3 separate regions of the Mus musculus genome follow, and regions 2 and 3 are each linked to region 1. Evidence: chromatin loops called from intact Hi-C (ENCODE). Cell type or tissue: left cerebral cortex. All regions are shown on one strand. Region 1 holds the start of Gm52176 (a long non-coding RNA gene). Region 2 overlaps Slc4a8 (solute carrier family 4 (anion exchanger), member 8). Region 3 has its middle 37 kb from the start of Gm35569.

Region 1 (8,000 bases):
TTATGAAACTCAGAAGAAAACATGGCTAGGGAGTTATTTGTGAGCCTTGAGTTTGTCTTAGTTAGGGTTTTACTGCTGTGAACAGACACCATGACCAAGGCAAGCCTTATAAAGGACAACATTTAATTAGGGCTGGCTTACAGGTTCAGAGGTTCAGTCCATTATCAACAAGGGGGAGCAGGGCAGCATCTAGGCAGGCATGGTGCAGGAGATGCTTAGAGTTCTACATCTTCATCTGAAGGCTGCTAGTGGAAGACTCACTTCCAGGCAGCTAGGGTGAGGGTCTTAAGCCCAAGCCCACAGTGACACACCTACTCCAACAAGGCCACATCTCCAAGTAGTGCCACTCCCTAAGCCAAGCATATTCAAACCATGACAAGGTTCAAAGGACCAGGGTTCAGATCCCCACACTCACACAAATGCCAGGTGGACATGGCAATCTGCCTTTTAATCCCAATGCTAGGAAGGCCAGGACACAGGATCCCTGGAGCAAGCTGGGTGTCTGTCTGGTCTAGCCAGAAGAAACTTTGGGCTCAGCAAGAGAGCCAGTCTCTGTGAATGAGGTGGGGAGCAACAGAGAAAGAGTCTTGTCATCAGTAGTGCACCTTCACACATGTGCATATGTACCTACACACAGATGTGCCCACGCACATGTGAACAGGCACACATGCAAATGTGTGCCACACAGAGACACATGCAAAAAAGAAAAACTAATTAAATCAAACCATCTTGTGCTTTATATGACCGTATCAAGAGATTGAGCGGGGCCTAGCAAACACAGAAGTGGATGCTCACAGTCAGCTAATGGATGGATCACAGGGCTCCCAATGGAGGAGCTAGAGAAAGTACCCAAGGAGCTAAAGGGATCTGCAACCCTATAGGTGGAACAACATTATGAACTAACCAGTACCCCGGAGCTCTTGACTCTAGCTGCATATGTATCAAAAGATGGCCTAGGCGGCCATCACTGGAAAGAGAGGCCCATTGGACTTGCAAACTTTATATGCCCCAGTACAGGGGAACGCCAGGGCCAAAAAGGGGGAGTGGGTGGGTAGGGGAGTGGGGGTGGGTGGGTATGGGGGACTTTTGGTATAGCATTGGAAATGTAAATTAGCTAAATACCTAATAAAAAATGAAAAAAAAAAAAGAGATTGAGAAGGCAAGTCACAGGACGGAAAAAGTGTTTACAAGGCACACACCTGAAGGAAATGGCTAGTCGGATGGCTAACTCGGGAACACAGCCAGCAACAAGGAGCTAGAGATTGACAGGCTGAGGTGGCTGTCGAGAAACCGAAAGGACTGCTGAGACAGCTTGGGAGTAGGGGTGCTTGCACACTGCCTGACTCTGGCCCCAGCCCCCCACAAGCTAGCAGAAGCTAACTGACTCCAAGATGCTGTCATCTGAGACCCACACACATATCATGGCACATGCATGTGCCTGCTACATACATACATGTATATTTATCATCTTTCTAGCATTTGTTACCTCAACACACAAAACTAACTAACTAGCTAGCTAGCTGGAGCCCTGGCACAAGCCTGATTAGAACATAAAGCTGTATATCTTTACAGAGGAACCTCGGCTTTACAGAAGAGCACGGCAGTTCTTCCCAACTCAGGAATCCTCTATTACCACCTATTACTATATATTACCAACTGAAAGCAGTAACTTGAAAAGATATTCTCGGCAGCATTATTAGAGTTGTCAAACAGCCCAAATGATCAGGAACTGGATATATAAGATGTGGTATGTACATAAAACGAAATACTATGCAACCTTAGAAGTAAAAGGAAAGTTAACGTGTGCCAAAGAATGAATGAGCCTTGACAGCATGCAAGTGGGAGAAACAGGAAAGGAAGAGGTAAGTGCTATAAGAGTCTATGAGTCTACTTACACGCGGTACAGGAGTTACTTACACCGGTTATAGGAATGTCTTACACGTGTTATAGTTACAAGTGTCATAGGAGTTTCTAACACACCAGCACTATGCTCTGATGAACAAGATTGTCACTATGGTCTACAAGGGACCTGGCAGTCTTCTGGGGTAAAGGGTAGGTAGATGGGCAAATCACAGTAGGCTAAACTCTCCGATAAAGTAAAGCAAGCTTTTACAGGCTCACAAAAGCAGAACACCAAGCCTGGTTTAGCAGGATCAAGGTAGGCCTCCTGGTACAGGCAGCATCCACTAAGGCTGCTAGCATGGGAGTTGGCAGGAGGGTGGGAGGAGCTCTACGGGTGGGCGGAGCTCTGCAAGCCATGGACTATCACACTCAAAGGAGACAGAGCCTGGAGGTCAAGCAACAGAGGTACTGCGAAAATCCTGAGTAGACTCAGAAATCCACACCAGGAAGGCAGAGCCCTGCTGGCATGAGAGGCCATCTTGTTTTATCCTGAAAGTGAGAAGCAGACCGCAGGCTTTAAGAGGGCAGCCATGGCCTACTTCAGGGCTTCACAAACTTGTCTACTCAAGAAATTCTCTTTTTCCTCTCAAGACATTTTTATAGGCCCCCAGGAGGAGGTAGACAAAATAGGCACATCAGTCAAGCTTGCACTATTAGATTGTAAAGAAGCAACTCTGACGTGCATATAATTTACTGTTTATTGGTGATGAAAGCTAAGGAGGAGGTGCTTGCTTGCTCGACACAAAGCAAACTAAGGATGCACTGCTTTGCTACAAGCCGAGGAACAATACAGGAAACTGTTAAAACGACTTTCTGTGAAAATCATTCTGATTCTACCAGACCAGAGAACCGATAAACAGAATAATAACTGCAGCTTCAAACATGATGCTTGAATCTGAGCTTAGGCACTGCAGGGGCCTCCCACCCCCCAACCCACTCGGAGCTGGCTGGTGAGCTGGTGCTGCACTGCAGGCCTCCTCCCCAGCCCTCACCCCCCTGCCCTGCAGGCGCCACCCTGTCCCTCTGGTACTACACTGCAGGTGCCTCCCCTACCCTCCACCCCACCCTGAGCTGGTGCTGCACTGCAGACGCCGCCCCCTCCCCTGTGGGGAGGTGCTGCACTGTGGACACCCTCCTCTGGCGCTGCACTGCAGAGCCCCGCTCTGGCACCCCCCAGTGCAGCACATGCGTTCTGTTCAGAATGAAGGCCGCAGTGATGTCACGCCAGGTGACAGCTTGAACCCATTAGGTGTTTGTTTTGAATTAGATTTTGATTTGTGCGTTCAGAAATCTTTTCACTGTTGACTATTTTTAAAAATTGATATTGTAATACAATTACCTCATTTCCCCTTCCTATTCTTCTCTCCAAACTCCCCTCCTATTCACCCCTTCTTGCCCTCTTGGCCTCTTTTTCTATTAGCTGTTGTTATATGCACAGGCGAATATATATATATGTATATATATATATATGTGTGTGTGTGTGTGTGTGTGTGTGTATATATATATATATATATATATATATAGAGAGAGAGAGAGAGAGAGAGAGAGAGACATACCTAACTATAACCTGCTCAGTCTGTATAAAGGTTACTTGTGTGTGTTCTCAGGTCTGACCTTTTGGTATTGTATAGACGATTTATGACCTCTGCCCAGGGAAGACTGTCTCCCTGTTCTCACCATTCCATTCCTTGGCTGCCTGTGTCCTTTGTGTAGGGGTGAGGCCTCGTGGTCTCTCCCTACCTACTTGGGCACGCCTATTTCCAATTCATGTTTAGGCAGCCATGTTGGTGGTGAGACTTACTGTATGTACCTGCTGACATGCCTAGGAGACACAATTACAGTAAACTCCCTGTCCCTTTTCCTTGACAATCTTTCCACTAACTCTCTTGCAATGGTCCCCGAGCCTTCGGGGCAGAAGCTATGTTGTAGAGATGTCAGTTAGGACTCAGCTCCGCAACTCTGCCTTTTGACTGGTGTGGTTTTCTGTCATGGTCTCCATCTGTTGCAAGAAGTTTCTTTGATGAGGGGTGAGGACTATACTTCTCTGTGGGTGTAAGGACAAATATTTTTTCAGGGCCTCCTCATTCAGCCACAAGTGAAGCCGTGACACAAAGTTTAACGAGCTTTGTTTAGACAATATCTGAGTTCCCAACAATAATACCTAGACTACATGAAGGGAGCAGGAACAAGGTTAGAGGTGAGCCAGGCAGAAGCTGTGTGGCTAGTCAGGTAGAGACGGTGACAGCCTGGACCAGGTAGCACCAGTCGGATGGCATGTTGAGCAGGCCAGCTGACTGAGGGTACGAAGGCAGGAGACTAGGAAAAACGCCCCACTTTCTGTCATGGGCAAATGGGTAGGAGGTAGTGAAACTCGGTGACAGGAATGTGACGTGACATACAGCTCTGGAGCTAAAACGGCTTCGCTTTGAACAGGCCTAGGCTGAGGCGCTTTGACGCATCCTAACGGGGATGCCAGACAGGCAGCCAGCCACGTGGTTCTGAAGCTCAGATGAGGTTTAGCTAGAACCAAAGGGAGACAAATGGTCGCAGGAGAACCGAAGCTGTATTCAGGCCTGTCGGTGAGCCAGCTCTGTGCATCTGCTGTGAGCTCATGGAATCAGCCAGAGGAGTGGCCCCGCATGGGAGGAAGGTGGGCGGCTCCTCGCGTAGGAGAAAGAAACGCGGCCAGATGGACGGTTTACACTGTCCCCGCTCCCTGGGCTCCTCCTCCTTCCAGTGACAACTAGATGTGAGCATGCCAATTTTCTTTCTGTCTTACAGATTTCATTTTTGGAGATATTTAACAGTTCTAGAACTGAAACGAAACAATTTTGTCAGCACTTAATTTTAATCATTTTAAACTTTTTTTCCCCCTTAAAGCCTCTCCATAAATGCTGGATTCTCTACCAGGCTGGAAGGCCATCTTCGCCAGGAGCACTGTGCACACTGGCTTCCTTCCTACCCGGTGAGCCCACTACTAAAGCTTGTTCCTCCTCCTCCGCCTCACACCATTTCCCCAGGGCTCATCAAGTGCCCCTTATTCGCAACAGCTGGTCTGCTCTGATCCTTTTAAGACAGTTACTCCGGGATACCTAAAAATGCACATCTCCCTGAAGAAGCCTTGACATCTGCCTCTGGAATTCTTTGAAAGAATCCTAATACAGAGCCAACTGCACACCCATGACCTGTAACTGTCAGGAGACACTTAGAAAGCATGTAAGCATCCAATATAAGTACATTTAGTACTTGGATGTTTTGACCTAAAAATGTTAAGATTCTTGGTAGGAATTCATCATCCTATTTATGGGGCTGGGAATATGTGTCAGTCACGGAAACTCTTGCTATACAAGTGTAAGGACCTCAGTAAAAGCTGGGTGCAGCGGCCACGCTTAAGGTCCCAGGACTGTGAAGGCAGAGACAGGTGGCTCACCGGAGCTCATTCACCAACCAGTCTAACCAACAGGGGAGTACAGTTTTAGTGAGAGAACCTGCGTCAAAAAGTAAGGTGGGGCCAGATACGAGCCTCAGTGAACAAAGGCACTTCTCGCCAAGCTTAATGACTTAAGTTCAGTAACGGGGACCCACACAACGGAAGCCTGGAACAGACTCCCTCCAAGTTGTCTCTGACCTTCACATACATGCTGAAGCACATGAACACGCACACACAAAACAGATAATTAAAAAAAAAAAAAACAACTGAGATTAAAAAGGTGAAAAAAAACTGAGAGGAAGAAAGCAATAAGGAACTTTGGCCTTTAAACACCTGTGCGCATGTGCGTGACGTGGACACCTGTGCGCATGTGCGTGACGTGGACACCTGTGCGCATGTGCATAACATGGCCGATCCGAAATTTGTGGCATGCCTGTGCTCTGTGCTCCTGCATCCTACACAACAGGCTGAGCTCTATTCTCTTCACCACTTAAGTCTTTTTAAGCTGAAACAAAACTTGAACCTTTGCATTTCAGTCAGAAGGGTGATCTAATCCAACCACACTCCGTGGATTCAAGCTGACTTAACTGCAGAGGAACAGAACAGAAATCTCCAGGTAAACTGCTTCCCCCTCCGTTATAACTAGGATTATCTTTGTTCGTGAGTACAGCTACTTCCTCCCTCCCACGACAGCTCGGCATAGGACACTCGGCACAAGCCACAAGCGGGTCTCACTCTGGCTCAAGAGCCATCTCGTTAGACAGGAGAGTTAGAACTTTCTAAACACTGTGGTCCATTTAGGAGCATGGGTACCTGTTAACTGACATTTCTTTCCCAGGTATGAAATCCACAGCAATAGTGCATCGGAAAGTTGGGCAGTAACCCTAGTGCAAGGCAAAACCACCTCCGCTGCCTTTTCACAGAATGAGAGGGCAGGACCAAATCAGGAAGTGCCTCGCTGTCACGATGCAAGGAATTCCTGGGACGAACTGAAGCTGAAGAAGCTAAAGTGAAAAGAAGCAGAGAGCCTCTGATCACCAACTCTTCCCGCGAGCTGACCAGAGCCCAGCTGTTTCTCTTGTCAGGCTTTCCACTTCCATAGCTAGTTCTGTTTCAGCCTTACCCTGCCCTCCCCCACCCCCGAGACAGGGTCTCTCACAAAACCTGGAGCTAGGCTGTTGGCTGGGGAGCCCCAGTGACCCTCCAGTGGCTGACCACCCCACACGGTGAGGGATGGTTACAGGTGCCATGCACAACCATGCCTCGCTCTTTATGTGTGTGTTGGTTTCTGCTGAGGGTTCTCGCTAAATAGCCCCGGCTGTCCTGGTGTTCTCCATGTAAACCAGGCTGGCTTCTAACTCAAAGAGATCCACCTGCCTCTGCCTCAAGTGCTGTGATTAAAGATGTGTGCCAACCCTGGCCCAAGCACATACACCCGAGAGCCTGTTAGTAGTCCTGTTATACCCATTTTTCACCCTCCAACATCCCTCTCAGGTGGTTAGTGCCATTATCCCATGTTGGTGATGAGAAAAATGATGCCCAAGGAGGTGCCCTTGAGACCACACAATGAGACTCATGCCTATCTGTCTGGTTAACCCTTTACTGACCTACCACCCCTAACCATTCCATTCCTGAGTCCAGGACACTAAACTAACTAGCTGTCTAGTCTCTGGCATATTAACACAGCTGGCTTCTGTGGAGAGATTACCAATTCCAAAACATAGAGGCCTAAGGGAGAAAAAGCAATGACTTAACTCAGTAAAAGAACCATGAACTGAATAAAGGCTGGAACATGCATGCCTGGAGGATACAGCCAGGTACACATGGAGGATACAGCCAGGTACACATGGAGGATACAGCCAGGTACACATGGAGGATACAGCCAGGTACACATGGAGGACACAGACAGGTACACATGGAGGATACAGACAGGTAAACATGGAAGATACAGCCAGGCATGTCTGGAGGATACAGACAGGCACACATGGAGGACACAGCCAGGCACACATGGAGGATACAGACAGGCACACATGGAGGATACAGCCAGGTACACATGGAGGATACAGACAGGTACACATGGAGGATACAGACAGGTAAACATGGAAGATACAGCCAGGCATGCATGGAGGATACAGCCAGGTATGTCTGGAAGATACAGCCAGGCACACATGCAGGATACAGTCAGGCACACATGGAGGATACAGATAGGCACACATGGAGGATACAGACAGGTACACATGGAGGATACAGACAGGTAAACATGGAAGATACAGCCAGGCATGCATGGAGGATACAGCCAGGCATGTCTGGAAGATACAGCCAGGCACACATGCAGGATACAGCCAGGCACACATGGACACATACAGCAATGGTCTAGTACTATTCAACTGGCCCTTACCATGACCAGGTCCAATAATTCATCCCTTCAACAAGCAGTTCTTAGTGTGTATCATGGCTAACTCTAGAAACTTGAGAATTCAGAAACAGACATCAGGCACATCTCCTATGGCATGACCTGTCAGTCATCAGGGACATATCCTGTTACCTGTCAGTCATGCTGTGGAGACTTCTGGGTAATAAGTTGTATTGTGGTTCTCAGTGGCCTCTTCACTTCAAATAAGACAGAAATCAGACAAGAGTATTTCTCTCTGGCTGAAGCAGGGCCACG
Region 2 (8,000 bases), 98 kb after region 1:
TGCCTCAGAAGCAGACAGCCCCATCCCACTCTCTCTTCCCATCACCCGTTTGCGCCCTCCTCTCAGCTCAGACATCTGTTCCCCACCCACTCTTCACCGCCCTCCCCTCTCCCAGCCTGCTCCCAGGAAATGCTGTCTGTCTGCAGCACCCTTCCTTATCCCTGTCAGAGGCTCCTGTCCTTTCCTGTTCACCCTTCCACACCTGTAGCACCCTGGCGCCCCCTCCTCTAGTGTTGGCGGGGTTGGTACCAAGGTACAAAGGTCCTGGTACTGGGTCAGTGGGTGTGGCCAGGGTGTGTGATATTTGCTTATATGGAAATCTCACAGTGAACTCTATTAATTTGTACAAGTAATAGCTCTAAATAGGTGGCTGAGTAGGGGAAGTGCTCGCTGTGCAAAATGATGAGTCTGGGCTCCCAGCATTCACGTAAAGAGCATTTTACATGTGCAGGTGTCTGTGGCTAATTAATCCCAGTGCTGGGAGGCAGAGACAGGAGGATCCAAGGGGCTGCTGGCCAGCCAGTCTAGTCAGTCAGCTAATTATAAGCTCAGTGAGAGACCCTGTCTGGATAGGTAACATGGAAAGTGAGAGGGGGGAGATACCCCATGTTGACCTCTGGCCTCTTTATATGTACACGTATGTACGTGCACACACGAATAACACACACTTTTAAATAAGTTTAATAAGTCTGTGGCAATAGGAGACTGAACACAGCCTTTGATGCATGCCAAGCGGGAACTCAGTGCTGAGTTACACCTCCAGACCAGCGGTTATTAATCTTGAAAGAAAAAAAAAGTTTTAAAAAGTTTATTTGTGTGTGTTTTCTCTGCACATGCATGCATGTGCTGCATACATACCTGGTGCCTGCAGAAGCCAGAAGAGGGCATCAGATACAATGTAACCCGAGTTGCAGATGGTTGTGTGCTGCCTCACTGGGATGCTAGGAATCCGCCTAGAGTCCTTTGCAAGACTAGCAAGTGCTCTTAACTGCTGAGGCATCGCTCTTGCCTCTGAGAAAACAGTTCTTTAAAGACAAAAATGTCTAGAGCTTGGGAAGATAGTTCAGTGGGTAAGAACACTTGCTGTAAAAGTTCAAATCTCCAGCTCCCCTGTAAGAGGCCAGAAATGTGCACATGTGCCGATAATCCCACACTGGGGTTGAAGCAGAGACCGGAATCTCTGAGCTCACGGGCTGGCCAGCCCAGTGGATGTGATTAGCTCCAGTGAGATATCTTGCCTTGAAAAAGGTGATGCAGAGCGACAGAGGAAAACATCACCCTGTGGCCTCTACACACTCACATGGGCACACACTACACAGCACAGACCTACATGCACACACTCAGCTTCCCATGAGATAATCTGGCCCTTGCGTGTCTTTGGAGCATTTTCCTCAGGTGGAACATGAGGAAACACTGGAACATGTTTCGCTCCACCTACCCCACGCCCCAGGTGCAGTTGCTCCTTGGATCTAGCCTGTGGTTTTCCTGTGTCTCCGACTACCCCATTCCTGTCACTTCTGTATTGATCGAGCTACGTCAAGGTTATTCTCTGAGCATCCATCTCTCTTAGTGGAGTCCTGGCCAGGATTTAAGGTCTTCCTCTGGCTCCTAACTTTTTTTTAAGATTTATTTATTTTATGTGAGTACACCATTGCTTATGTTCAATAGCATCTGACTCAGCACAACTGTCAGCAGCACCGTCAGTCCTCCCACCTCAGGGCTCCTTTCTTTGGCTTCCCTGGCACTGACAGGACCCTTGCTGCCTACCACGCCTGGGGAACTCCGATGTTGCCGTTTACAGGTAGGTGCTCCAAACCGGAGTTTTGGGGAGAAACACGAGAAGAGCCCAGGACTCTGAGTCTCTTCCCCCTCCCTCTCAGCAGCTCCTTTTAAAAATGTGCTTTGGGCTTCTCTCTTTCTCCAGAGGCCTCTGAACAGACCATACTGGTCACTGTGAGGCCTGACCACCATCAGGCCCAGTGACACCTGAGCAGGTCGAGGCAGGTAATGGCTTATGTCACAACCTATCCGCCAGGACACCTGATCAGTGTTTTGTTTCCTGGCATCTGAAGGGGCCTTTCTCCTGGGAAAGGCTTTCCAGGTTGTTTGGCCATTTGGGAAGGGGGGAAAGTTGCATGTCCAGTGTTTGGAACAAACGCTTTCAGGGCATGTATGAGTGTTTTACTGTTTGGATTTGTTGCACGATTCCGGGATAAGGATTTGAGCTCTGGTTTGACTTCTTGACTCTTGTTGCGGGCAGTGTAGTTGGGGCGTCCCCCAGCTAGTGTAGCTTTGGTGTTTTGTTTTCTGGTATGACCTTTTCTCCTTCCTTACGGATCCGGCTGTTTTAGATGCAGACCCAGGGTTAGGAGCTGCCCTACCTTGCTTCCTCTTGCTGGGATAAAGGAAGCAGCTTAGGGAAAGGCGTTACCTGACTCGCACGCACATCAGCACATCACACTGAAAGCCATCACTGGAGGAAGTCAGGGCAGGAACCTAGGGGCTGGGACTGAAGCAGAGGCCAGGGAGGATTGCTGCTTACTGGCTTGCTCAGCCTGCATTCCTAGATACCCCAGAACCATCTGCTCAAGGGCGACGACACCACCTTCTACATCAATCGTCAATCAAGAAAATGTACTACTGCTATTTTTATAAACTTTTGTTTGATTTTTGATTTTTTGGTTTTGTGGGATTCTTTTCTGTGTGCTTTTTTTGTTGTTGGAAATTTCTTGGGTGTTTTTCTTTCCTTTTTTTTCTCTTGGAGAAAGAACATACAAAGTAGGGTGCATAGGGAGTGGGGGGGATCTGGGAGACTGGGGGAGAGGAAAATATGATATATATATATGTATATATATCATGTTTGTATATATATATATATATATATACACATATATATATACACACACACATATACATACATATACACACATACATGTGTATATACATACATACATATATATACATATATATATACACATACACACACACACACACACACACACACACACATATATATATATATATATATATATATATATATATATATATATATATATACTTTTTTTTTGGGTTTTTCGAGACAGGGTTTCTCTGTATAGCCCTGGCTGTCCTGGAACTCACTCTGTAGACCAGGCTGGCCTCGAACTCAGAAATCCGCCTGCCTCTGCCTCCCAAGTGCTGGGATTAAAGGTGTGAGGTGTGCACCACCACGCCCGGCATGAGCAAAATATTTTATGAAAAGATTTTTTAAAAATAAAAAATAGATTACAAAAGAAAAGGGGGGCATTGGAGAGATGGCTTAGTGGTTAAGAGCACTCACTGCTCTTCCAAAAGTCCTGAGTTCAATTCCCAGCAACCACATGGTGGTTCACAACCATCTGTAATAAGATCTGATGCCCTCTTCTGGTGTGTCTGGAAACAGCTACAGTGTACTCATATAAATAAATAAAACAAATCTAAAATAGAAAAAAAGAAAAATGTCCTTCAGGCAGGCAATCTGATGGAGGCATTTTTTCTCAATTTAAATCCCACTTTCCAGATAATTCTAGCTTGTGTCAAACTGAAGCAAGCAAGCAAACAAACAAAAACCCCACAAAACCCAGGACATGGATCTTGTGGAGTCTGAAGAGAACCGAAGTTGGGAACACAGACCTGGCAGCATCGCATCCATCTGGACAGAACCCAGCTTGGCTCTGCTACTCAGCTACACGAGCATCTCCAGGAGCAACATTCTCCTCATCTGCAGCTCCCACTGCACGTGCTGCCAACACTCCTTCTCCAGCGCTATGTCTGCCTGCGTGGTGCCATGCTCCCTCCATGATGATAATGGACTGAACCTCTGAAGTAAGTGTAGTGGGATTGTGTGCAGTGCGGCATTCTGCAAGCAGGTGCATCTGTGCCCCTAAAGCTATACCCAAGCAAATGGAAATGTTACGTTTATGTCCCAGTTGGAATCTGGAGAAAGCCTTTGACTAAGGCAACCCAACACAGCAGTGCGGTGTCTCTGGGCTCTTGTTTCCTGAGAGAAACTGACAACCAGAGTCCTTCACAGTCTTTTGTTTTCTTTTTCAGTTTAATTTTTTATTTTATGTGTATGGGTGTTGTGCTTGGGTGTATGTCTGTGCACCTCTTGTGTGCCTGTGGGGGACAGGGGTAGGCTTCGGATGTCCTGAGACTGCAGTTACAGATCGCTGTGAGCTGCCATGTGGGTTCCAGGGAGAGCAGCCACTGCTCCTAACTGTTGAAGCAAGTTTCCAGCCCCGTAGCCATGGACTTTAGACTTTACTGCCTCACCACACTCTTCTTCTCCCCCCCCCCTCCCGGCCCCAGTACTCCCCTCTTCCCTGGCCCCTGAGTTGTCAGGGCCCTCCCTGTACTGTGGCCTACGAAGACGAGCAGGACTCACTGCAGGCTTGAGGATCAGGGTTTGGAAGCGCAGAGAAGGCAAAGCCGGGAGCTGTGGGGGCTGAAGCTGGATGAATCTGGAGGTGGCGAAGCTGAGAGAGCCTGGGCAAGAGCTCACGTGCAGGGGAGCGTTCTAGAACCGGGTGGGAACGTGCTAGCTGGAGGGGAGGCCTGGCAAGTGAGGCGCTCCAGCAGCTGATGCTCAGCCCCGCCCGCCTGCCTGCAAGCCTGCCTGCATCTGCAGTGTCTGAGGAGAGCCGCACCTGTGCGTGCACACGGTACCTGTGCGCGCGCGCGCTCCACCCGTGCACTCCCTCTCCGTGCACCCTCTGGAGCTTCTGTTTGTTTGAGGGGGAGCATCGAGTGGATCTTGGGAGAAGAGGAATCTCGGGGCGGGGGGGGGGGCAACCTGACCTTGGCACAGGGAGCTCCTGCCGTTCTCTTCAGGGGGTCCAGGTCTGCAGGAGGCTCCGCGGGTCAGCATCCCCCTGGGCTCACTTAGCCTTTACTCAGAACTCTGATTCTGCACGGGTGTTAGGGTGTGACCAGGGAAGTGAGTTCCTGTTCCAGAGGACGAAGCCTAATGGGCCGTGACCATCTGTCCTTCTTTTCCATCTCAGGAGATGGGTGTGTGACCCAGGTCTGACTCAGGGTATGGAGGCTGCTTCTGAGACTCTCCCCACTATTTAGATGAAAGATGGAGGGGGTGGTAAGAGAGGGCAAGAGGGAGACATTGCCACCACTCCTGCACGTGAAAGTTATCTTGGCTAATTTAACTTACACTAGAGTTTCGGGAGCCATCTTGGAATGGTGAGGCTAAAAAGGGGAGACAGCACAGAAACTGACCATCTCCCCAGGAACGCTTGTCTTGTGTGAGCTACTACTACACTGTGAGCCAGGTGCTTCCCAAGGACATTTTATCAAGAGACTCCTAACCCTGGGCGTGGCAAGGATGCTGCCCTGCCCTCGGGAGCACCAGTGTCCGGAGCCTTGCATGGCTCGCTCTTCAGAGCTGGCTGCATCCTGCAAGTGCAGCGTCCCCTGTACTCAAAACCAGACGCAGTCTGTCTCCCTGTGAGGCAGAGGGCATGCGCACACTGCTGAGGGGTTAGAAAACCAGCCCAAGGCAGGCCCAGTTCACCTGACGCTCGCTCGCTCTCTTGCTTCTCTCAATGTCCGCCCTGGGCCACTGGGCTCAGGATGCTTCTGGTCAGGAGGCCTGCCTGGCTCTGCGCGTACCCTTTTCTTTCATCCCCTCAGTAGCTCTGTTCTTACTCAGTTGCTGACCCTTGAACGGTGAAGTTTAAGAGTTAAAGTAATCAAGTACACCCCGACTCTTCCAGAAGCAGCTTCCAAGGGCCAGATTCTAACATCTGTGATTTGAGGCAATGGGTAGTGCTTGGATATTGGCAAATGGTCTCCACAGTCCAGGAGTATCTTCGAAATGGTCACTTTACTTTTCTGCTGAGCCTGTGCCACGACTCAGCAGGGACTCTGCTCAGGACTGCGCCAGCCAGGTTCCAGCCAGGTTCGAAGGAGCTAAGAGCCTTTCTGCACTTCCTCAGCAGACACCCACCCTGTTTTGCCCATGTTCACGATTCTTCTCCACACAATCTGAACTCAGATGGGAAAACCAGCACAGAAGCAATCAGTTTATAACATGGGCTTTATTTGTCACTCAAAGAGCTGAGCACACATGTGTGTGGGCAGGCAGAGAGGAGGGCTCAGAGACACACCAAGTCACCTGCCCCGGGGCCTCATGTCTACCATACATTGTTACAGGGTGATCACAATTGCACATCTTATTCCCAGTTCTATTTACGACATGAAGTGTGGAGAGGGTACATTTCTTACACTAAAAATATAGACTTTGGAATCTCTAAAACAAAAATATCTGTCTCTACTTGAGACCTACTAGAGAGAAGAACATAGAAAATGAGGGAGACACACCAGCACCTCAAAGTGTCCCCTTCCATGGGAAGGTTGCTCTGCTCTCCAAGGGACACCATCAGCCACTTCTAACCAATCAACACACAGAGACCAGAGAGGAGGAGACACAGGAAGAATTTTGGTTTCTTTCACAAAAGGAGAGGTTGCACACTCAGGCTGGTGCCTCGCACTGTTGCACAAGTGAAACCATGCACGCTGAAGTCACCCATAAACCCTGAAAGCGATGTCCACGTCAAGACTGCTTCTGGGCTTAGAAAAGGTTTGTGGGTGTGAGGGATGGAGGGCCTCCCTGTTGCTCAGGAAACCCTGCTTAGTGGAAAACTCTATCCTCTGATCCTCAGGGTGGGTTAGCTCTGGAGTGGGGGACGCTGTTCCTCTTCTCTTCGGCCCCCCCCCCCCGCTCCCCCGCGCGCAAACCAATCCATTCCCACTGAGCACAGAACCTAAGACAATTTATGCCTGTGAATGAGAAGACGGCATTCCTCTCATGCACTCCAAACCGCATTACTTCACGAATTCTCCTTTCTGGCCACAAAGAAAAAGGTACTGAAGAAGAACTGAGTCCGCCTAAGAGAGACCAAGGGCAAAGCCAGGTATGGTTGTGCATGCTTGACCCAGCGGCTGGGAGGCAAGAAAGTTACAGCAAGGTCAAGGCTAGCTTGCTCTACACAGTGAGACCCTGCCTTGAAAAACCAAGGCTGTTGGAGGCAGATACCAAGAGTCATTTTTATCTACAGTAGAAAGTTTGCCTCTATTTGGCCTCTGGACGTGTTTTTCTGTTTACGGTGAATGGAGATCAATACAGGTGAGCATGGGAGCTTAAGGATTCTCAGTCCCTCAACTTGTCACGTCAGAACATAGCCATCCAGTCCCTCTCCTGGGAGCATCAGCGGCCGCCTTAGCTGTGGCACAGTGAGGAGCTCCGAGTGGGATTCTTTCCTCCAAGGGACGGTGAACGCCATGCAGGGGGAGCTGCAGTGGGCAAGTGAGCTTCCTGGAGCCAGCCTGCAGCTCTGCTTGGCTGTGATGGGTGGGTGTGCCCTGGAGCCTGCAGCTCTGCTTGGCAGTGATGGGTGGGTGTGCCCTGGAGCCTGCAGCTCTGCTTGGCAGTGATGGGTGGGTGTGCCCTGGAGCCTGCAGCTCTGCTTGGCTGTGATGGGTGGGTGTGCCCTGGAGCCTGCAGCTCTGCTTGGCTGTGATGGGTGGGTGTGCCCTGGAGATGTCCAGCCCTAGGGGCTTCGTCCCAGGGATGCTTCTTGCTACTGCTGTGCCTTCTCATGTTTGTCACTGCTATATCCCTCATGTACTTGACATAGTGAGACACTCACTGCCTCCGTAGCCTGGAGTGACCACTTCTGGGTGGTAGCCCACTCTGTGGGGCAAGTTTCCTGAAGATCAACCTGAAGATGAACATTCCTGAGATAATGCTGCTTACATGAATTAATGATTTTATGGAATTCCCAATTTAAAGTAGTTTGGGGAAGTTAGTTTAATTTAAAATTTTGGGGAAGTTAAGAGTATTTGATAGAAAGTTCAAAGTTCGAATCGAGAACAGAGTGTGGCCCTTTCTCATAGACTGGCACAGGTGAGGGCGCCAGTGAGCCCTCAGCGTTGCAAGCGCGCGATTGTAGGAGCAAGAAAAACAG
Region 3 (8,000 bases), 53 kb after region 1:
TGAGACTAGCAATGTCCATTCAGGTTAAGGAACCTGCAGACCCCGCCTCCTGCGCAGACTTCCAGGAATTATCTGCTTTCAGACTACTGAAACTTACATATATATCAGATACACATGCAAATACCCACTAAGCTGCCAAACCTCGAGAGGACGGAAGCAGATTTTATATAATCCCCACAAGCGTGGCATTGAAGGCATTATTACTCCTATGTTTACAAACCCAGAGAAACTAGATAACTTGCCCGAGGTTAAAAAGCAAGTAGCCAAGTCAGGATTTGAACTAGCTCTGTCCAAGGCCTGTAGTTACCTTCGACAATGGCAATTGGTTGGGTTACTTTTCCTTATTCCATGACATAGCATTTGACTATGTGTCCTAACTTCACAAAGGGACAGAAACAACTTCAGCTGCCTTCTCCTTTCTCTTTCCCCACATTTATTTTCCACCCTTTTGAAAACTATTTTTAGGTAAAAACCACTGAGCTTAACCTGACAGTCACACAACATTTCTCCGATCGATATGCCCACAGGGCCAAAGTTGTGTTTCTACCTCTGGCTCTCTTACAGCCACGGTTTCGAGCAGGTCATGGTTTCTAAGTTGGTGCTATTTAGCAAATGTGTCCATGTCTGATACAGTGTCTTACACCTGGGAAGTACTGGATGACAATGGTCATCAAGTTACTGACTGGGGGTCTTTATCCCTCTAATTAATGTGCTACATTTTAGCCAAGAGACTTAAAAAGGGGTGGGGATTACTCTGGGTAAATTCTTTCACATTAAAGATAGTTTCCTGAAAATTGTTTAAAGGATTAAGGGGAAAGGCAAATGGAAATGTAACAACTTAATGTCTGAGCCCCTGGGTCTATTAGACCCTGAGTCTAAGAACATGAAAGCTACAACTTGGAAAGTATCATTTGAGCAACTTCTGCAAGTGTAGCTTATAACTGAAAGGCACAAGCACATGTGGCCAATGCTCCTGCTGAGCAGTAAAAGCCAGGGCTTCCCTCCATACTATTTCTGCAACCAGTGTTTGTTATTTTTTATAACTGTGGCAACTGGGCACACTCTGGATAAGCTATCCTTAATACTTCCTCTACAGTACGGGCGTAAGGCCTTTCCCAGTGTAACTCACAGGGGTTAAACACCCATTAAGTAAATCAGGTGCTTTCCAGACTTGTTACATAACCCCAGCACATGAAAGAGTTTTCTTTCCATTCATAGAACCCTCTCTCACTTTAGGTAGCCATGTTTCTTTGCATTCTTTTCAAATAGGTGGAGTGTCTTCCAGCTCTCTACAAAATGTTGTCTCGGCTTTCATGATAGCAAGCATGTGAAAGACTTTTGCCCCTTATGTAGTTCCAAAGTATGTCCTTCAATGTGACACATGTTACCTTCTAAGAGAGATTAAAGTATTTCAACCACCGGGGTGAGCCATTTTCTGTGACACTGAGTTCCCTACCAACAAAGTATTCAAAGTGGAGGGGGTCCTATAAGAAGGATTCCCAAGGGAGGCAGGAGGCTGAGCAAGTTGAATTTTATGTTCCACCTTCTTAATCTATGATTTTAAAACAATTTTAGACCAGCATACCACAGAGACATAATGGTTCGCAAGCTGGCCTGCTGAGTCCCATCCCCAGCTCACTGTTTAGATCAACCTAGCAAAAGTACCCTTCAGATTCAGCTTAACTTGGTTAGCTATCGAATTTCTTCTGGCAAAGACCAAATTACCGTAATATTGACAGTTTCTTGCTATTTGAAATGACCGGGGGGGGGGGGGGTCCTGAAACCATGCGGTCAGCAGAATGTATGCCTTACATACCGATCTGCTGAAGCCAAAACAGCACTGCCTCTCTGTGAGGGACAGCTGAAGTGAGGAGTTACGTGGGAGTAGGAAAAATGTGATAACCAGACCTTCAACCTCAAGTACGACCCAGCTGCGCATGCACATGCAGATCCACATCACGGGGAAAGCCTGCTGTTCATAGCGGCAAAGCGAATCCAGTCCCTTCCACCGTGACTTCAGCCACACAAGCCAGGGAGCTGTCCTTCAGCACCGCAGCAGGTACCGCTCTAGCAAGCGTAACGCCAAGGAAAGGCAATGCCGACAGGAGCGAGCGTCAGGGTGAACTGATTAGAGTCCTCCTTCAAGCAACCGTATAGCTATTTGTTTTTAAATACACTATATCCCAAGTCCCTATCCTTGTTAATTTAAAAGAAAATTTTCCAGATATTTATAGGAAAGTTGACAAAACCTCAAATGAAAACCGAAGGCATATAAAGTCAGTCTCTCAAAGCGACCCCAAGAAACCAGTGACTAGCTAGCCTGAACCATCACAGAAATTGCTACACAAAACCCACCACATCCCAGTAAGAGACATATTATATCTACACACATCAGATGTTCTGAGAACACAGAACATGCTTGCAGCCCCTCTCCGGAGAGCTTCAATTTCTAGGACAGACACAATTCTCACGGAACACCAAACCATCACTACCCCCACACACAGCAATCAAATCCTCTTTCAGGGAGAACTGAAGGCCTTATGGGTCATGAGTTCCAGAGGAAAATGCTGCAGTATTTCAAGAGCCAGGTTACAGACAAAATGCTAAAAGCTTTCAGCGTTTTGAGCGTTTGAGCCTCTTGGTTCCTGCCATCCTGCTACTGGGTATTAACGTTGTCCAGCCATTTGCATTACACATCAAAAACATATTTTTGAGGAAAGAACAAGGCTCCCTCCCCCATATCTTCTAATGCACATGGAGAAAAGGGAAGAGAGCCTGTGAGACGTTTAAAAACCTACCACACCCGAAATCTCCTTGGAAAGCTAAGACATCCCCCGATCCTAACACACATACAACCTCCCTAAAGGATCTCCAGGTTTAAACTCGAGAAAACAGTTATAAAAAGCACCCCCCCCCTTTGCCCTAAAGGCCCTTACCCACACTTCCTGCTTCCAATCCCTGCCTTCCCGGATGCCCACCCCACTGTGCATTAAAAGCCATTCCCCCTGTGCAGCAGACCTTGCAGCCTGCTATTTCTCCCTGCCCGAGTTCGGCCAGGTGCAATGCAAAGTTTTTTCTATGTTTTCCCCCCACCTCCACCCCAACAGATGACATTGATTATGAACACTGATGCGAATCTTGGAACCTCCAGTTATAAAATGTATTCCCCCGGTGCTTCAAAAACTGCAGTGTAAGTGAGGGAGAGGGCACAGGGTGGAGTAGTTGGAAGGAATGCATGGTTTGGAGAATTCCTGCTTATTGGGCTGAAAAATAACTCCCACTCCAACCTAACTCGAACCTAGGGGACGCTGAAGGGGTCTGACAGCCCCCACTACCGCCCGGAAAGTTAACTGCCAAGTCTCCACCGGTGGTTGCTGCGGGCAATGGAGAGGACAGAGCGGTGCTCCCCGGAGAAATGCAGAGGTTTTGCGGTCCCCAGGGTACCAAGGGTGAAGCAGAGAGGAAGGATCCAAGCTATGGATCTGGGCAAACAGTTCTGTATCCCAACGCTAACAAGAAGCCCAGGGTGCTGCTGCCCGTGGTAAGGTGGGGGAGGGAAGGGAGCGAGGAGAGGAACGAGCTCTGCATAGGGTGGCGTAGGGGTGGGGTGGGGGAAGGGGGATATTCTGAAAGTGATGTACTCTGATGCAGGAATCCTAACCTGCTAAGGAAGGTCGCGAGGGGCTCCAACACAATCCCTGAGCACCCTGGCGAGAGGGGGAATGATACATCCAAGTAAAGGAGTGAAGGACAGGAGGTGTCCTGACTGCCCCACGAGCCCATGAGTCCCCCGGCTTCTGCAGTTGTTAGCAATGTGGAGCCGAATGAGGGAGGATCCAGTAAGGACTGGGGGAGGGGGCAGAGAAGAGGGGCTGCAGAGCAGCCCGAGAGCCCCGGCCGGGCTGGCACTGGGGGCTGGGTGCCGGCTGCAGCGCCGAGGGGACACCGGGGCAAGCCCGCGTCCCTGGACGACCAGGCAACCTGGAGGGCAGGGTGTCCAGGGGTGGGAGCTGGTGGTCCCCCATCCTCCTCAGGAACCCCGGCAAACACCGTAGAAGGAAGCAAGACTTCCAAACACCCGTGCAAAGCACGAAGGGCATAAACCCCGCTCCACGGCGGCCACGCGAGCCCCGTGAGCCCCGCGGCCCGCGAGCCGCGCCGTGCGCTCTGCGGCAAAGCCCCGGGCTGAGAGGGGCGAGCCCGCTCCAGGGTCCCGGGGCGAGAGGGGAGCCCAGGCCGAGGAGCGGCGCCGGGCCGGGGGCTCCGGGGCAACTTACGGCGGCGGCGGCGGCGGGCGAGGCGGCGGCGGCCCTAGCGCGGGGCCCGGGAGGCGCGGCCGGACTGCAGAGGCGCCGAGGCTGCGGCGGGCGGGACTGCGGTGGGCGCCATCTTGGAGCGCTCCCCGCGCCCGCCCCCCGCGCTGCGCGAGCCCTTGCATAATTGATGACTCGCGCCGCGCGCGCCGCCGCGCGCCCCCGCCGCCGGGCCCCCGCGCGACCCTCCGCGCGCGCCCCCCGCCCGCGCCCCGCGCCCGCCCGTCCTCCTACCCGGCCGCCCGGCCGCCCGGCCGCCCGCGCCCCGCGCCCGCCCCGCCGCACCTACCCTGCCGGGCGCGCCCGGCCGCCCGCTCGCCCGCTCGCCTGCCTTCTTCGCTCCCAGCTCCCCGGCCTGCGTCCCGGCGCTCCGGACTGGATGCGCGCCGGAGCCCGACCGGCAGGGGGCGCCGCGCCCGAGCGCCTGGGAGCGTCCCCGGGCCCGCCTCCGCGACGCCCCCGCCGGCCCCACGAGCACCGGCGTCGACACCCGATAGATGCTCTGCGGCCCTGGTCAATGACAAGAGTCTCCTTGCTCCCGGGCACGCCCGGTCACCGTGCGACCGCAGTCGGAGTATCTGACTTGATCCTTGGTCAACTGATCCAACGCACAGCAAATGAAAGCTAGTGTTACGACAGGGGCCTGCCGTGAGTGGCAAAGACGCTTCCTCGGGTTTGGAAGCTTAGAGGTCACCTTACCTTCTCCAAACTCAGTGGGTAGATCTGTGAAGTTGGCATGAGCCTTTGAACTGCTTCCACATGCCTAAGGAGCTTCACGGTGAAGGTGAGGAGGACTCCTGGCGGTGTCTCTCGAAACGCAAATTCAGTTGACACTGAACAGCACCCTCTTTAAGCAGTGGCGGGTGACAACCTGTCCAAACCTCAGTGTTCTGTCACTAGAAGGGAACAGTCAATCGCGGCACCAAGCTGATAGCTTTATTGTAGAGACTAAAGGGGAAGTGCATTTACAGTTTTCTAACACAGCCCAGCACGGGATGTGGCATAATGTGTCCATTACATGCATTTTACAGTAGCTTTCTCGAGATATATTTGGCTCACGGTAAGCGCCATGTTTAGAATATATTTTGACATGTGTGTGCGTGCAGGAACTCCTCGACACTAAGGTGATGGGCATGCCCAAAGTTTCCTTGTGCCTCTTTGCAATCCAGCTTTGCATTGCCCACACACACAAGCCTCCCCCAGGCAACCGCTAATCTTCTATTACTGTACATTGGTTTGCATTTTCCAGAGTTAATAGGATCATACAGTATGAACCTTTTTTTTGGGGGGGAGGGGTATAGGACACTTCTCTCAGCATGATTATTTTGAGTTTTTTTTTTTTTATGCTGCCGCGAGGTATTCATTTCTTCTTGCCACTGGGTAATAATCATTATGAAGGGGCATACCAAATTTTAAACTGCTTATTGATGACATTTGAACTAGCGCCAGGTTTTTGCTCGTTACAGATTAATCTGCTATGAATGCATCTTTGTATGAAGACATTCTCTTATCTCTCTGGGTATAAATATCTAGGAAGGAAATGTCTGGATTCTTTTAGGTAACTTAACAAAATTAAGAAAATTCAGGGACTGCAGGTGTGCTCTATTGGTAGCGTGCTTGCCCACATGCTCAAAGCCCTGGGGGGCCTCTCCGACACCAGCCACGTAACCCACGTAACCCAGAGAAGGTCATTCTCGGGAACATAGCAAGTTTCAGGCTGGAGGTCCCCATGTTTCAAAGCTAAAATAACAACAAAAAGAAAGGAGGTTCTGAGCTGCTGTTCAAAGCGCTTCTGCCATTTCAGTTCCAGCCCACAGCACAGTAGGTCATCAGCCCACAGCACAGTAGGGCATCAGTGCCCCACATCCTCGTCAGCATCTGGCATGACCAGGCTTTTTAATTTTAGCCGTTCTAATAGTGTGATGAATTATTCCACTGCGGTTTTAGCTTCTGTTTCACTAATGACTAAATGTGTTAAATGTCTTGGCTCAGTAAATCCTGCTGGTTGAAGTTGTCTATTTGGGTCTTTCATACTTTAGAGGGTGTTTGCTTATTGAAACTTGAACTATTCATATTTCTTACAGATATACATCTTCTAAGTCACATGGTTGGCAAATGTTGTTTCCTAGTGTGGATTTATATTTTTTTGTCTCTTGATAAAACTCTTAAGTTTTGCAAAGTCCAATTTACTTTTTCTTCTTCCATAGACCAGATGTTTCACCAGATGTATAAGGCTCTTGTCCTGGACTCTTGTTTCATTTACATGTTTACCTGACCTTGCTTACTCTTGCTTTAAAATAAACGTTGGAATAGAGCAGCAGAAGCCCTTTTACACACGGAAGATTTAGTGTTGTGCCGTAGCACACGTATGTTGTGTGCAGTGGGAGAGCACACATATGTGGTGTGCGGTGGAGGAGCACACATGTGTGGTGTGCTGTGTTGTAGCACACGTGTGTGGTGTGCGGTGGGGGGAGCACACATGTGTGATGTGCAGTGGGGAAGCACACATGTGTGGTGTGCGGTGGGGGAGCACACAGCTTGATGGGACCCTGGATTTCCTAAGCACAAAAAGCACCGTGGGCTTCGTGACACAGGCCTGCCAGCCCAGCTCTGGCAAGGCTGGGACGCAGGGTCAGGATGACAGCAGCTAGCCTCTCATTTCTCACTGTCCTCTCTGCTTTTCCAATGCTGGCTTTCCAAGTCTAGGTCTTCCACATTTGCCTACAAACTTTGGACTCTGTTTGTCAAGTTCTACCAAATAGTAACAACAAGAAATCACTGGAATTTTTATCAAAACTGCATGAATTTAAAGCAGTCAGCATTGGGGAAACTTCCTTGACAACGGAACCAATGAATCCGTTTCAGCATTACGTGGTCTCTGTTTCAACATTACGTGGCCTCTGTTCTAGCATCATGAGGTCCCTGTTTAAGCATTACATGGTCTCCCGAGGGCTCTGGTGGCTGCAGTTTTTCATGAGACAAGTCTTACTCCCCTTCCAGGGTGCATTTCTAAACGTTTTGTTTTCGTGTGTGTGTGTGTGTGTGTGTGTGTGTGTGTGTGTGTGTGTGTGTCAGATGGGTCACTTAACAATTTGTACATTTCGATTTCCCATTATTCACTGGAACTATATAAAAGTACAGGTGATTTTTCTGTATTTTGCAACTTGGCTAACTTAAGATCAGATTACCCAAAGGAAACAGGACAAGACTGGACCCGTTAGCATTCCTCTATAAAAGGTGTGGGATTGGGGGGGTGGGGTGGGGAGAGGGGACTCGTGTGTTTATCTGTACATAACATACACTTTGTGACTTCTTCTAGGGAGTCTGTTTTTATTCATCCTAGACAGAGAGGGTAACCATGGTTATTCATCCTAGACAGAGAGGATAACCATGGTTATTCATCCTAGACAGAGAGGATAACCATGGTTATTCATCCTAGACAGAGAGGGTAACCATGGTTATTCATCCTAGACAGAGAGGGTAACCATGGTTATTCATCCTAGACAGAGAGAGAGGGTAACCATGGTTATTCATCCTAGACAGAGAGGGTAACCATGGTTATCCATCCTAGACAGAGAGGGTAACCATGGTTATCCATCCTAGACAGAGAGGGTAACCATGGTTATCCATCCTAGACAGAGAGGGTAACCATGGTTATCCATCCTAGACAGAGAGGGTAACCATGGT

What was found. A loop is a pair of places that touch in the nucleus more often than their neighbours do. Peaks named below come from ENCODE experiments on the same cell type or tissue, not always from the same donor. Only the 100,000 strongest peaks of a DNase experiment are listed, where the experiment ranks them.
Region 2: a loop joins it to region 1, with 4 times the contacts of the local background. A loop is called at or near these places in 3 of 42 quality-filtered maps.
Region 3: it touches region 1 in a loop (4-fold over the local background); 4 of 42 quality-filtered maps call a loop at or near these places.

The regions. Positions count from the first base shown.
Region 1 is chr15:100,920,142-100,928,141 of GRCm38, reverse strand. It overlaps Gm52176 (a long non-coding RNA gene), which reads left to right and starts at 5,733. Exons shown (of 3, transcript XR_003951486.1): 1 at 5,733-5,948. It also overlaps a transcript of Scn8a not described here. In left cerebral cortex, a CTCF peak has its summit at 4,477; DNase peaks (open chromatin) are centred at 4,485, 5,207, 6,029 and 6,273; H3K27ac peaks cover 2,683 bases.
Region 2 is chr15:100,822,022-100,830,021 of GRCm38, reverse strand. It overlaps Slc4a8 (solute carrier family 4 (anion exchanger), member 8), which reads right to left. Exons shown (of 25, transcript NM_021530.2): 25 at 6,051-8,000. Gm35569 (a long non-coding RNA gene) reads left to right here. Exons shown (of 2, transcript XR_384456.4): 2 at 3,539-4,063. Among named protein-coding and RNA genes, the nearest start is that of Gm35569, 8.0 kb to the left of the region's middle. In left cerebral cortex, CTCF peaks have their summits at 3,418 (motif pointing left) and 7,946; DNase peaks (open chromatin) are centred at 4,520, 6,107, 6,372, 7,407 and 3 more places; H3K27ac peaks cover 3,752 bases.
Region 3 is chr15:100,867,346-100,875,345 of GRCm38, reverse strand. It overlaps a transcript of Scn8a not described here. Among named protein-coding and RNA genes, the nearest start is that of Gm35569, 37 kb to the right of the region's middle. In left cerebral cortex, a CTCF peak has its summit at 4,721 (motif pointing right); DNase peaks (open chromatin) are centred at 4,136, 4,405, 4,863, 5,345 and 7 more places; H3K4me3 peaks cover 4,485 bases; H3K27ac peaks cover 3,305 bases.